Linked DNA regions of Homo sapiens: region 1 is linked to region 2. A link is an interaction called in ENCODE POLR2A ChIA-PET data of the cell type or tissue named here. Cell type or tissue: A673. All regions are shown on one strand. Each heading gives the region's core, and the rest is flanking DNA. Links, peaks and the distances in the headings are about the cores only.

Region 1 (6,664 bases), core at 893-5,892, 160 kb after region 2:
AGGTCCCTGTGTGCCCAGGGCAGGTGTCATCAGTCCACCGAGGCCCCTCCTGTGCTTAGGGCAGGTGTCATCAGTCCACCGAGGTCCCCGTGTGCTCAGGGCAGGTGTCATCAGTCCACCAAGGCCCCTCCTGTGCCCAGGGCAGGAGTCATCAGTCCACCGAGGCCCCTGTGTGCCCCGGGCAGGTGTCATCAGTCCACCGAGGCCCCTCCTGTGCCCCGGGCAGGTGTCGTCAGTCCACCGAGGTCCCCGTGTGCTCAGGGCAGCCATCATCCGTCAACTACAGCACTTTGTGTGCCGCATGCGGACAGGGTTTCAGAATCTGTGTCAGCCCAGCACTCGGGGCCTGGCGGTCATCGGGTAGACCCGTGCACTGCACCTGAAACCCACTGACACCCTGAGTGACGGGGGTGTCCCGTGAAGAGCCAGTGCTGAGTTGCGGGCGGGTGGAGGCCAGGCTGAGCCTCGTGCGTGTGGCTGCACGGCAGGGACGTCCTGCGTGACAGGGACGATGTGCAGAACCTCAAGAGGAGCAGGGACCACTTGCCAGGCCAGGGGTCTCCCGGGACTCCCCTGGGGTCACTGTGGGGGGAGTAACAGGGGATCTGGCAGAGTTGGCAGGAGGTGGGGGAGGGGTGTCTGCTTCTGAGCCAGGAGGATGGGCCCTCGCTGGACAGTGGGTATTTGAGACAGTGCCCACAGCCTCCCACGTTCCCCAGGGCCTCCCAGGCTGGCTGCCCACGTGCACATTCCAGGCTCGGGGCCACGCCCAGCTGACTGCATGACCCACTGCCCGCCCAGCCAGGCGCATGTGGGAGCCGAGGTGGTACTGCAGTGGGAGACAGGTCGAGGCTCAGCCGTGGGAGGCCAGCGTGGCAGACCTTCCCCCAGGGAGGAGGCACTGCCGTTTGTCAGGATGGTGGGGTGTCCGCTGTAGAAGGTTTTGTCCTCAAAGGCGTGCGGGCTGGGGCAGGGCGCTCGAGGTGTGCTTCAGCACCCCCAGAAGTTTGCTGAGCCTGCAGCATCCTGGCCCTGAGCTCTGTGGCCCCAAGTGGGGCTTCCTGGGTGACCCTGCAGTGGGAAGTCCCCTGACCCCCCAGGTGATCTTGGTCCTTCTGCTGGCTGGCGTCCCTCCCTCCTAGACCTGGCCGTGAAGATACCCCAAGTTCAGCATCCTGAGAGACCCAGGAGCAGCCCCTGGTTTTCCACGGCAGGGATGCTCCCTGGAAGGGCAGCCTGGGGGGTGGGTTGTGGCCACCTCCCCAGATCTGGCAAGAGGAGGAAGGCGCAGGGCTGGCCTGGAGAGGGCAGGGCCTCGACGTGCGGGGCTGTTGGGAAAATGTGCTGTGTCAGAACGCAGGAGGGATGAGGGGGATGAGGTACCTGGAGTGGGGGTGCCCGTCAGGCAGCCAGGGCTGGTGCACCCTGGGTGGGGGCTCCTCCTCCCTCCCCAGGGGTGAGAAGCCACCAGGCCTCCCTTCTCCAGGTGGGCAGGAGGAAAGGAAGGGTCCCCTCACCCCTGGCCGTCCCCAGCCCCCATTTCTCTGCACGGTGCCCTCCCACTCCTCTGTCCTTCAGCCCTGCCCCAGGGGCACCCCCGACCCCCACTGACTGCCCACTCTCTCTCCTCCTGCCCACACCACAGGCCTCCTACCTGCAACCCTTGACCTCCCCAGACGTGGTGAGCTCAGGCCTGGGGGTGGTTGGGAGGGGTCTGGGGGTGTGGCCATTGTGTCCCCCGCCCAGCCCACGCGTGGCCCCCTGGCTTTACTAACCCATCAGGTGCCTGTGGCTTTGAGCCTCTGTCTCCTGCAGTCTGTCCCATCACAGGACTGAGTTTGGAGTCTCCTGCCCACCGCAGTAGCAGGGGCAGGATGTGGGGACCTCGGTGCGACCCCCACTGCCCCCAGGGCTCTTCCCCACGCTCCACCAGGCTCCGAGGGCACCAGCAGCCTGTGTCCTGACCACCTCTCTGGCGGTTCGCTTAGCCCAGGGCTTGCCCTTGTCTGTTGGGGTGATCATAAAAGCTCCCGTCTCAAAGGGGTCTGGGAAGGGGAGGTTCTGGAGCCCCGACGTTCTAGCAGGAGCTTGCAGTTGAGGACCTCTGGCTCTGGGTTCATATGGCCCCAGACCCTGCTGGCTGAGCCCTCTTGGTCTCTGGCCCCGGAATGTCCCCTCCCTGCCATCTGGGGCCTCTACTGTCCCCCTGGAGCCCTCCCCAGGACCACCACCCCCACTCCTCAGTGGCAACCCCTTCCAGGATGCCTGTGTGTCCCCGGCCCGGCCGCAGCAGCCCTGCCTTCCCCCACTCCTCAGTGGCAGCCCCTTCCAGGATGCCTGTGTGTCCCCGGCCCAGCCACAGCAGCCCTGCCTTCTGGCTTCTGGCCTCAGAACAGCTGCTCTGATTCATAAAAATCATTTTTAAATTTTCTTTCTCAGTTTTGAGAGTATGGTCTTATTGGGAAAAAGAAAGGGGCTTTCTGTCGCTGGGCTGGGAGGACCTTTTCCCTTCCTTTCTCTGCCCCCTGCCCAAAGATGACCCCACCCTGCCGACTGGGCCTCTCCGGCACCCAGCCCCTCCCTCTCTGCTCCCCGCCCCTCCATCCCATCTCCCCACTCCCTCCTCCTTCCCTGGCTCCCTAACTTCCCCTCTGGGTCCTCAGAGGTGGGGACCCAAGCAGGCAAGGATGGGGGCACCAGCCAGGCCTTTGGTCTTCGGGCCCTGGCCAGTGCTGCCCTGCTCACCAGCCCAGGGGCCACCAGCCAAGGCCCAGCAGCTGAGGGACACGCATAGCTGCCCACCCGCAGCTGCCCCCAGAGGGGACCGGCGGGAAGGAGCCCACTCCTCTGCCAGCTGACTGCCTGCTCCCCGCAGAGAGCGGATGGGCTGGAGGCCTGGACCTCTGGAGGGGGGACCGGGGCTCCGTGCCTGGGAAACGGTGTCTGGGAAGGAGGAATTTACAGACTTCTGTTTACCAAAATGAGGCCTCGTAAAACATTTAACAGCAGCCAATTAAAGGGGGACAGCTGTGGAGGTTTAACAGTACCCCCCAAGGCCCTGCCCCTTGCCCTGCCACTCCCCTACCCCCGCCCCAGGTCGCTCCCACCCCGTCCCTCTCAGCTTTGGTCGAATCTTCCAGGATTGGAGTTTAATCTGGTAAACAGCTGCTCCAGATGCAGCTCCCACACAGACCAGGCCAGTCGGCCAGGCTCGAGCCTCAGCCCCGTGTCCTCAGCTGGAGGGCAGCTGCAGGGCTGCACCAGGGCCAGGGCGCCCTCCCCAGGTTCCCAGACTTGGCCTGGGATGTGCGGCCTCACAGGGAGATGGGGCTTCACCCTGTCAAGCAGGCCTCCGTGTCGCAGGACTTCCCAGGGCCTTCCCTGTGCTCACGCCCTACACGACTCCAAATGGGACGTGTGTGGGGTGCATTCTTGGAGCTGGTGACCCAGAGCTTGGGTTTCCTGGAGCATCTCCTGGGGCTCAAGCTCCACAGATTTCCCTGGGATCCACTGAGCCAGAGAGGATCGAACAGTGCCTGCCACTGCTGGGGGACCCACTGGGATTGCGGTGTGGGGTGCCCCAGTTGGACTAGGGGGCCTGTTTTCCAGGGAAGATTCAGAGCAGGAGTTTTAGAGGGTGAGGGCCCCCCGCCCTGCCCCGCCCAGCTGCGTTCATTCCGGCAGGTTGAAGCTGTGGGTTGCCTCAAACGTCTTCTCCTCAGGCCTACAGAAGGCTGCCAGACCCCCAACCACAGCCAGCCGCTCGGCCCTCACGTTCAGGCAGCTGCTAAGGCAGGCCGGCCGGCACTGGCACCACCTGCACTGCACGGAGGGCTGGGGCTGGGGCTGGGCGGGTCTGAGTCTCAGAGCTCTGCCAGTGGCCTGGGGTCTTGCTGGGGAACCAGAAGCCACACTCCTTGTGGCTGGTGTCCCTGGTGTCCAGCAGACATGCTCTCTGCAGCCCCTGGGCTGGGTTCTGGTGCCTGCAGGCCTCCCAGGCCATGCTCAGCCCTGTCCTGACCTGCCAGCTGTGCTTCATCCCTTGGGTGGGGGCAAGTGTGCCCCACACAGCCAGAGCTGTCCCAAGGCCCAGGGCCAGCCGCGTGGGTGGCTGGGTGTGGCTGGCTTTCCTGTGCTGGGCAGGGGCAGGCCGCTCAGAAATGTGGCTGCCTTGAGGGACAGACAGACCCCTTAGCCAAGAGAGGGGCCTGTCTGGCATGACTCGGAGTCACCGCCTGGGGTTTTGGGGCTGGGGCCTGTGCAAGGAACTCTTTGCCCCCGTCCCTTCCCCACCCTGTGCAGATCTCAGAGCCGGAAGAGGCCTGGCCATGGTGGGAACTCGGCGTCGGATGGACACACCTGTGACCTCCAGCCAGGGTCGGGGGAGGCTGGCCACACCCCAGCAGCACTGGCCCCTGGCCTGGGCTGTCCACTGGGCCCTGGGGCCTGCCTTGGGGAGGCCAAGTCCGGGCCTGGTTCTCCTTTGGCCAGGGCCTTGGCGCAGAGTCTGTCCACCGTGCCCCCTCCTCCCACAAAACCTCCCCAGAGTCCCTTTTGTTGCCCAGCCTGGGAGCTTCCGCGATCCTGAGTGCTGCTAGGAGGGAACAGAGGCCCCCTCGTCCGTCCTCCCCTCTCCCCAGCCCATCAGCAATTCAATTTGTGCCGCACCGGAGGGATGGCATTAGTGGAGTCAGAGTTAATATGATGTATTGATGGGTTGATTTCCCCCCGGCGGCTGCGTGCTGGGCTCTGCGGGACATCGCTCCTGGGCTGCCTGCCGGCTTCTTGCCTCCCTGGGGTCAGGGCGAGTGTGGGCCAGGGGGCTGGGAGTTGCCTCTGCAACTGGGTCTCTTGCTTCTCTAGCTCCGGGGTACCCCAGATTTTCGGGGAGTCTGGCATCCACCTTCCTACCCGTGAGCCACTTGGATCACCATGGAAACAGCAACGTTCTCTATGGGCAGCACCGTTTCTATGGAACCCAAAAAGGCAAGTGCAGCATGGGACCGGCGTGGGGAGCAGGCATGCTGGAGGTGGGGAGGGGGCGCAGGAGCTTCTGGGGCACAAGGGAAAGGCCAGCCTAGGTTAGCCCTCCCACCAGGTGTCATCGAGGCCAGGGTGGGGGCTAGAGGAGAGGGTGGGCCTGCCCCTCAGGATTTAAACCCAGGGGCCCAGGACCACCCCCAGGCGCAGGTTCAGTTCCCAGGTCACGCTGTCTCAAGACCTCTCACTGCTCAGGTGGGAGCAGCTGAGCTGGTGCCCACCTTCCTCATCACCCTAGCCCCACCGGCTTCCTCAGGACCTGGCCTTGCCCTGCAGCCCCCAGCAGCCCGGGGATGGTGGGGTGGCTCAGGAGGAGGATGCATCCTGTGGGGGCTGGAGGAAGCCCACAGAAGCCCGCACTTCCTGGCTTACACACCCGGTGGCCTCGGCTAGACCTGGGCTGCACGAGGCCCAGCCCCCAGCCCCCAGCCCCCCAGCCCCGTGTCCTGGTGGACAGAGGGGCTGCTCACCCCATTGGCAGCAGGCATCCCTGAAGAAGGGATGCAGACTTTGTCTTTGCTGAGAAGTCAGAGCCGGTGGGGCCTTGGGGAAGAGGAAGCTCAGGCCCAGCAGAGCCGAGTCCTGGTGCCAGCGAGTCCCCTCAGGGTACCGGAGAGGGCCTGGCTGGAGGTGGGATGGGTGTGGGTCCTTATCTCCAAGTTGGGTTTCCTCTGGTAGGGCGACATCTCATTTGCATTTTAAAAAGTTCTCCTTGGGGTGACACCAGGAGGCTGGAGCAGGAAGCCATCGGTTAGTTACCAGGTTCCAGTGAGAAGCGATACAGGTGTGGGGCCCCACAGGGGCCGGCATCGGTGATATCTAGGAGGGAGATTGGGGGCAGGGAGGGATAGAGGGGTCTAGGTGGCCCCCGGTTTCTGGCCTGGGCTATGGGAGGGTGCACCTGGGGAGCAGCAGTTGGACGGTGGGGTGAGTTCTGCTTCAGTGCAGAGGGGCTGGGGCGTCTCCCCAAGGGGATCCGAGAGGTGTCTGGACACACGGGGTGGGGTCAGTGGGGAGGGGTGGACTGGGAGGTTGTCCCGACTGTGGAGAGGGACGCCCAGGCTGTGGGGGATGAGAAGGGAGGTGGGGACAGATGGTTTCCGCACAGCTCCTGGGAGCCCGGGAGCCCAGGAGCCCTGGCGTTTAGGGCTGGAGCTCAGGGTGGGGGCAGAGGAGAGGCCCAGAAAGGCCCCCACAGGGCCTGGGAGGCGGACTAGACACCCTGAAGGGAACAGAGGGAGGGGACCCCAGTGAGCCTGTGCTCATGAGTGGCCATGATGACCCCAACTCTGAGTGTGAGCTGTGGGGTAGGGACCCGAGGCCAGTCTGCCCACCCTCTCTTGGCTGCCCCTCAGCCCCTTCTCCCCACCTCATACTCACTCCAGGACCTCTGTGTGGCCTGCACTTCCTCGCCTGCAGGAGCCCGAGATTTGCTAAGGCTCAGGAGGGCCTTGGCCTTGCCCTTGTCAGCCAGCTGCAGGGGAGCAGGCATGGGGGCCAGGAACTCACCACCAGCCCCACCCAGGGGATTCAGCTCTCACCCAGGACAGGCACCCAAACCGGTCTCCTCACCCCACACCCCAGCTCCTGTGGACGGGCTCTGCTGCCCAGAGGACAGCCCCGC
Region 2 (6,664 bases), core at 619-5,618:
TCACCAGCCCCACCTGTGTGTCCCTAGGCAAGTGACTTCTCGGTGCCTCAGTTTCCTCATCTGTCAACAGAAGCATCTCCTCATCCAGCCGTGGTAAGGACCAAATAAGTTAACACACAGGACGGACTGGCCGTGATGACTCTCCCTGGGCTAGGAAACAACTGCAGAACTTTCTAGAACTAGTTTTGAAGCATGCCATTTTCAGAATGGACTTTTACATAGGATGGACTGTGGAAGACGGAGCCAGAAGTTCCTATCGGCCTCAGGGCGGTAATTTGTATACAGGCCATGGAGGTGGGGGGTTAGGTCCATCACACAAGAGTCCCGGTCCTAGAACTTTACCTATGACATAGACCCAGAGAAGGGGAGAGGGGACTTTAGCACGAAGACTGTCGTGAGATGGTTAGCCACGAGAGGTCAAGGGTGAAGGAGCAGTGCACCCAGGCCCCCGCAACAGGTGGAGAAGCAAGGAAGCAGAGCCCCTGCAGGCTTGTAGGGACCGTGGAGAAACGCTCACGGCACATGGGCCGAAGACAAGAAAGCAGGTGGCATGGCCGCAGCCGCACCTCCGGGAAAGGAGCAGCCACGGGCGCTGACGGAGGAAACAGCCAGGTCCACCTTGGGATGAAGGGGGTTGCGTAAGCTTTCCTACTTGAGTCACAATACATTTAACGCCATTGTCAATTTTTTAACAAGATAAAAATGGGTCACGTACAGAAATACAGATGCTGCTCAGGTACAAAACATCAAACACTGAAAGTTGGCCTGGCCAGATGCGCGGAGGGACCCCACGGCCATATGACGGGCTCTGGCCTTGCCTCCTCGATCCTGCCTCACCCGTGCCCAGGTGCCTGAACTCCGCAGAAGAGAGGAGCACCAGCACGTGGGGGAGGCACCCAGTCTTTGGTGCTTGGCCTCTGCTGCGAAGCCAGAGGCACGTGGCTGGTGGAAGTCTGCAGGAGGCTGTGGTGACCGCACACCTGGCCACATGGACAGTGAGCCAATGCTATCGTTCCCAAGGCCCAGGGAGACCCACCGCCCCCAATGTGGCTGCTGGACTCTCCCCTGGATTCTCTGAGACCACTCAACCCGCCTTGGCTGAAACAGTTCAAGAGGAACGTGTGCCTCTAGCCACCAGGAGTTCCAGCTGAAGGGACATACCAGGCTCACAGATCTCAGGCTGCGGGACAGAAGATGGATGGGCCACCGGGCAGAGCTCCCAAGGGGAGGCAGGAGGGGAACCTGGACGGGGCAGGGCTCCTCCAGCACTGCAGAGTGGCGTCTGCACCCCCATGCTCGGAGCGCAAGACAGCACAGCGGGCCTTTCATGGTTCACTCTGCCGCAAGGAGAGAACCAGGACAGCCCCACGCTCGGGGCGAAAGACAGCGCAGCGGGCCTTTCATGGTTCACTCTGCCACAAGGAGAGAACCAGGACAGCCCTCTGGTTTCAACTCCTACAGCTGAAAGTTTCTTAGAAAGAACTAAGTAGCTGCCTGGCCTACATGTGTTACAGTGAAAAAACCCAGCCTCACTTTTTATTTTTCTTTCTCTTTTAGACACAGGGTCTCACTTTGTAGCCCAGGCTGGAGTATGGTGGAGCGGTCATGGCCCACTGCAGCCTTGAACTCTTGGTTCAAGTGATCCTCCTGCCTCAGCCTCCCGAGTCACTAGGACTACAGGCATGCGCTGCCATGCGTGGCTAATTTTTGTTAATTTTTTGTAAAGATGGAGTCAAGTGATGTTGCCCAGGCTAGTTTCAAACTCCTGGGCTTAAGCAATCCTCCCACCTCGCCCTCCCAAAGTGCTGGGATTACAGGTGTGAGCCACCATATCCAGCCTATTTTTAAAATGTGTTTAAAGACAGGGTCTTGCTCTGTTGCCCCAGCTGGAGTGTAGTGATGCATTCACACTCAGCCTCAACCTCCTGGACTCACACAACCTCGCCTCAGCCTCCTGAGGAGCTGGGACCACAGGCACCACCAATATGGCCTACATCAAACTCAGCCTCTCTTATGGTTCAAAAATCTGCTATATTGTTAAAATTTTTCAAAGTTACACAAAAGTCAAGAGAACTGTGCAGTGGGCCGGGCGCGGTGGCTCACGCCTGTAATCCCAGCACTTTGGGAGGCCGAGACGGGCGGATCACGAGGTCAGGAGATCGAGACCATCCTGGCTAACACGGTGAAACCCCATCTCTACTAAAAATACAAAAATTAGCCGGGCATGGTGGCGCGCGCCTGTAGTCCCAGCTACACGGGAGGCTGAGGCAGGAGAATGGCGTGAACCCGGGAGGCGGAGCTTGCAGTGAGTCGAGATCGCGCCACTGCACTCCAGCCTGGGCGACAGAGCGAAACTCCGTCTCAAAAAAAAAGAGAACTGTGCAGTGAACGCCATGTGCCCATCTCCAGACTCTGGCCATTATCAGCTCCTGCCCATCAATCTGGTTCCTCTAGGCTCCCCCAACTTCCGCCCTCCCGGGACTCCTCTGACGCAAATCCCCACTTTCCTGCTATATCTCTGGTTCGGGACAGCTGGGGGCTTATGGGAAGCGAGCCTGACCTGTGCTATTACGATCCGGAGAGTGCCCCGAGGGTCTTACCTGCTGCTCACACAGCAGCGTGCTCAGGGCCTGCCTGCATGGCAGGATCATCATGGGGAAGCCCACAGCCACTGACATCATGAAGCCCACACGGAGCATCTCCGTCACCAGGTTGGAGGGAAAGTGCATGAGCACGTTGCCGGCCGTGGCCTCGGTGAAGCTGACGTAGCCGAAAAACCCCACCTGTTGGAGAATAAGAAATGGCAACGTGGCAGACAGACATCCTAGCCGAGTGGCACCTGTCACAGTGGGCAGGGCATGGGGGGGACCTGTGCCCTGCCCCCCAGAATGGCCTTCAATCCACTTCATAATGAAGCTTCTGCAAGAGATGGCCTTCCAGGGGCAAGGCACCATTTCGCCTCCTCCTTCTAAAAATCTCTAGTTTCTGTAAGAACATGCCCATTTCTTTCTTTTTCTTTCTTTTTTTTTTTTTTTGAGACGGGGTCTCCCTCTGTAGACCAGGCTGGAGTGCAGTGGTGCGATCTTGGCCTCGGCGTACCTCTGCCTCCCCGGTCCTGGTTCAAGCAATTCTCCTGCCTCAGCCTCCCGAGTAGCCGGGTTTACATGCACGTGCCACCATGCCCAGCTAATTTTTGTATTTTTAGTAGAGACAGGGTTTCACCATGTTGGCCAGGCTGGTCTTGAACTCCTGACCTCATGATCTGCCCACCTCGGTCTCCCAAAGTGCTGGGATTACAGGTGTGAGCAACGGCGCCCGGCCGGAACATGCCCATTTCTACAGAGAATTAACAGAGGTCTTGGAGAGAGAGTAAGAGTGGCTCGGATAAAGGGTTCTGGGAGCAGCCCTGGTGCCCAGCTCCTCAGGTCAGGAGAGCTTCCTGGCCCAGGGTGGACCCAGGCTCACAGGGCTGGTCCTGGAATGATGGAAGCTGATGGAGCTGCCCCAGGTCCCCGCGCAGCCTCCAGACACTGGGATGGGAACAGAGAGAAAAACCCAGCAGCACACAGGGCCAGGGCCATGCCTGTGGCAGTCCCACGGGGCACCACGGCACATCATGCTGGCATGACACAGGGGCGGAGAGGGCGTGGCAAGGCTCTTACCATGACGTAGAAGGTGGTGACCACATTAAGGGAGGAAGCAAATATGGAGCTCATGGTTTTCACTGACGGCTCATCCAGGCTGTCGTAGGTGGGCAGCACCTGGCTGTATAGAAACAGGCCATTTCACAGCGGACCTGAGAGAGGCACGCCCTCCCCAGCGGCTCCACTTCTAGGACCTCTCTGCAGCCCAGTGAGAGTCTCTGACCTTCCTTCATGCAACATTCTCTGCACACTGGAAGTCCCAGCGCTGAGGCCAGGACTTGGTGTTGCTGAGGACAGGAGCGTTGCAGCAGCCCCCACTCAGGACACCCCCCAGAGCGTGCACCATGCGAACATTCCCCAAGGCTACAGAACGACAGGCTGCTGCTCCACGCCAGGGAGCGGGTGCTGAGAGTCAAAGCAGCCAGTTTACAGGGCAAGCAGCCGGAGGAGGCTGCTCAGAGAATCGCTGTCAAGAGGAGGGAAAGTTAAACAAACACACCCTGGCCTGGGCGGCCGGCCCATCTCGGCGCCTCCATCTCGGCGCCTCCGCACAGGCATGATCAGAGTCGGCACAGACAAGGAGGCGGCCTGGGGCGCGATTCCCCACTGCAGCCTCTCACTTGTGTGATGAGAAAACTGGCTTCGGTCCCACAGCCTGGTGCCAGGAGTGTGGTGCTGCTAGGGGTGGGAGGGACCCAAGCCACCAGCCAGGCAAGGACATGACAGCCCTGCACAGGCAGCAGACGCATCCGAGGGACCTGCACAGGGACCTGGGCCTCTGGAAAGGGGTGGGCGAGACGACAAGGGAGAGGCTGGGGCCATGGAGCATCTGTGTGCAGCCGGGGAGAAGGGAGTTGGGCCAGGCACACGCCAGAGCACAGGTGAGAGCTGCTCTGCCATGGGGCTGAACGAGGACTCTGGAGTGGGAGTCCAGGGGGGTGCTCCTAGGGTGTCCAGGTGGCCATGGCCATGGCTGTCCCAGGGCAGGGGCTCAAGGGCACAAAGGAAGCTAGGTGGGCCGGGGGAGGGCGGGATGCAGAAAGCCAGCAGCCAGTAAATGGACCAGCACAGCGGCCAGCGGAGCCAAATCCCAAACCGCCTTGAAGAAAGTGAAAGAAAACACAGGACATCACCAGCACAGCGGCCAGCGGAGCCAAATCCCAAACCGCCTTGAAGAAAGTGAAAGAAAACACAGGACATCCTGACTTTATTAAAAAGCAAACCAGGCCAGGCACAGCGGCTGACACCCAAATACCAGCACTTTGGGAGGCCGAGGCAGGAGGATCACTGGAGCCCGGGAGGTCGAGGCTACAGTGAGCTGTGATCGCATCACTGCACTCCAGCTTGGGTGACACAGCAGGACCCCATCTCCAAAAAAAAGAAAACCCAGCAGACTGACAAGTGAGAAGGTCCTGCCAGCAGCTGCTGGTGTCCCGTTGCCCAGGTCCTAGCACACCATCCCATCAGGCCGCCCTCAGCATGGAGTGCCATCAGCAGCAGTCAGGGGACCCCGCAGGACATGAGCCTTCCCCTCGGCCCAGGCTAGAAGGGAGCTAAGTGGCCAACGCCTGTGCACACAGCCCCAGGAGGCTGGCAGAGAATCAGGAGAAACACCCAAGAGGTCTCCACGGCCCTAGACCCACAGCTACAGAAGAAGGCCATGTTGCGGCATGAACTTCCCAGTGCTAAACTGTCCTCTCGCCACAGCTGAGTCCACACCAGGGAGTCTTGGCTTGAGGGGACCAGCGTTGGTGCCCCATGACACGTGCTTACCCCCAGCCCCCAATACACCCTGTGGGGAGTGACCCCCAAGGAAGCCACGGACACTGTGGGAAGGGGTGTCCCACGCACACGGGGTGGCCAGGGTGGAAGGCCAAGCCCCAGGCTCCTCTCCAATCCTGACCACCTACCCCAGGGACCCCCGGGATCATCCCTGGAAAGAAACAAGGTAGGAGCCACAAAACCTCCTGGCCACCTGCAAAGGAGCTCCACAGATGGGGGACATGCTGAGCGCTGGCCCATGGCCCCAGACGGAGCATCCCTGGCCCGCCCACCTTGCAAGGCAGCCTCTGAGCCTCAGGGCCTACCAGAGTCAAATGGAGCCATCCACATGCAGCTCTTGGGTGTGTGCCCCTCTGCCCTACTGTGAGGATGGGGACCCTGGTCTCCAGATAGACCCTGACCTCCAGGGCCTCCTGGGCTCAGTGCTGCCCGGCTGCTTCTCTGGGCCTAGGACAACCATTCTGCATAACCAGGTATGCATTTACCAAAAACGGCCAGATAGTGAAGGCACAAGGGAGACCTGGCCCCAGCTGGCATCCAGGCCAATCACACAGGCAGGGGGCGCGGCCCGCCACCCAACAGGGACAGGCACTCTGGTGCAGTGACGCTGTGGGAGGGAAGAGATGTCTCTGCTCTCAGAAAACATTCCTGGGTTCAGAGGTGGGGAGGTCAGCACGGCGGCCGGCACAGGGGTGGGGAGGTCAGCGCAGCGGCCAGCACAAGGAGGGATGTCCCTGCTGGGGAGAATGTCAGGTGAATCCGTGGGCCTGCACATCCTCAGGGCGGGACAGAAGGAAAGCTGCACTTGTTGAGCCGCACGCTCCAGCGCTTCAACCCAGCACCTGACTCCGGAACCAGACCCGAACGAGGTGCACCGGCTGCTACGTGGCCACCACCAAAAAGCCCCAGCTGCAGATTTATTTCTAAATATGCAAACACGCAGACACAAAGGGCAACTGGTAACTAGGTACGTGGCGGAAGAATGCGGCTTCTGTCACCGATCATAATGGGATATTAAACAGCAAGACTGGGGCGCGTTCTGGTGGAGATGGAGCTGCCAAGAGAGACGCTAAGTGGGAAATGACGATTTGGATCTCGCATGTGGGTGTAAACACAGCGGTATGAACAAATTTCATCTGTCACATTAGTTTACGATTGGCTCAATGCATGCCCACTAACGCTACAGGGGCCGCTCTGCCAGCCCCCCGCATGCCGATGGTCTTTTCCCGTCTGCGCCG

The links. Peaks named below come from ENCODE experiments on the same cell type or tissue, not always from the same donor. Only the 100,000 strongest peaks of a DNase experiment are listed, where the experiment ranks them.
Region 1: POLR2A ChIA-PET joins it to region 2 with 7 read pairs; 3 of 35 experiments call an interaction of 5 or more read pairs at or near these places.

What each region holds. Positions count from the first base shown.
Region 1 is chr17:81,433,507-81,440,170 of GRCh38, forward strand. It overlaps BAHCC1 (BAH domain and coiled-coil containing 1), which reads left to right. Exons shown (of 28, transcript NM_001377448.1): 4 at 4,864-4,986. Among named protein-coding and RNA genes, the nearest start is that of MIR3186, 14 kb to the right of the region's middle. In A673, for the core only: no CTCF peak of the experiment used is centred there; no DNase peak of the experiment used is centred there; H3K27ac peaks cover 1,628 bases.
Region 2 is chr17:81,273,369-81,280,032 of GRCh38, forward strand. SLC38A10 (solute carrier family 38 member 10) reads right to left here. Exons shown (of 16, transcript NM_001037984.3): 7 at 3,663-3,765; 8 at 2,601-2,783. Among named protein-coding and RNA genes, the nearest start is that of SLC38A10, 19 kb to the right of the region's middle. In A673, for the core only: no CTCF peak of the experiment used is centred there; no DNase peak of the experiment used is centred there.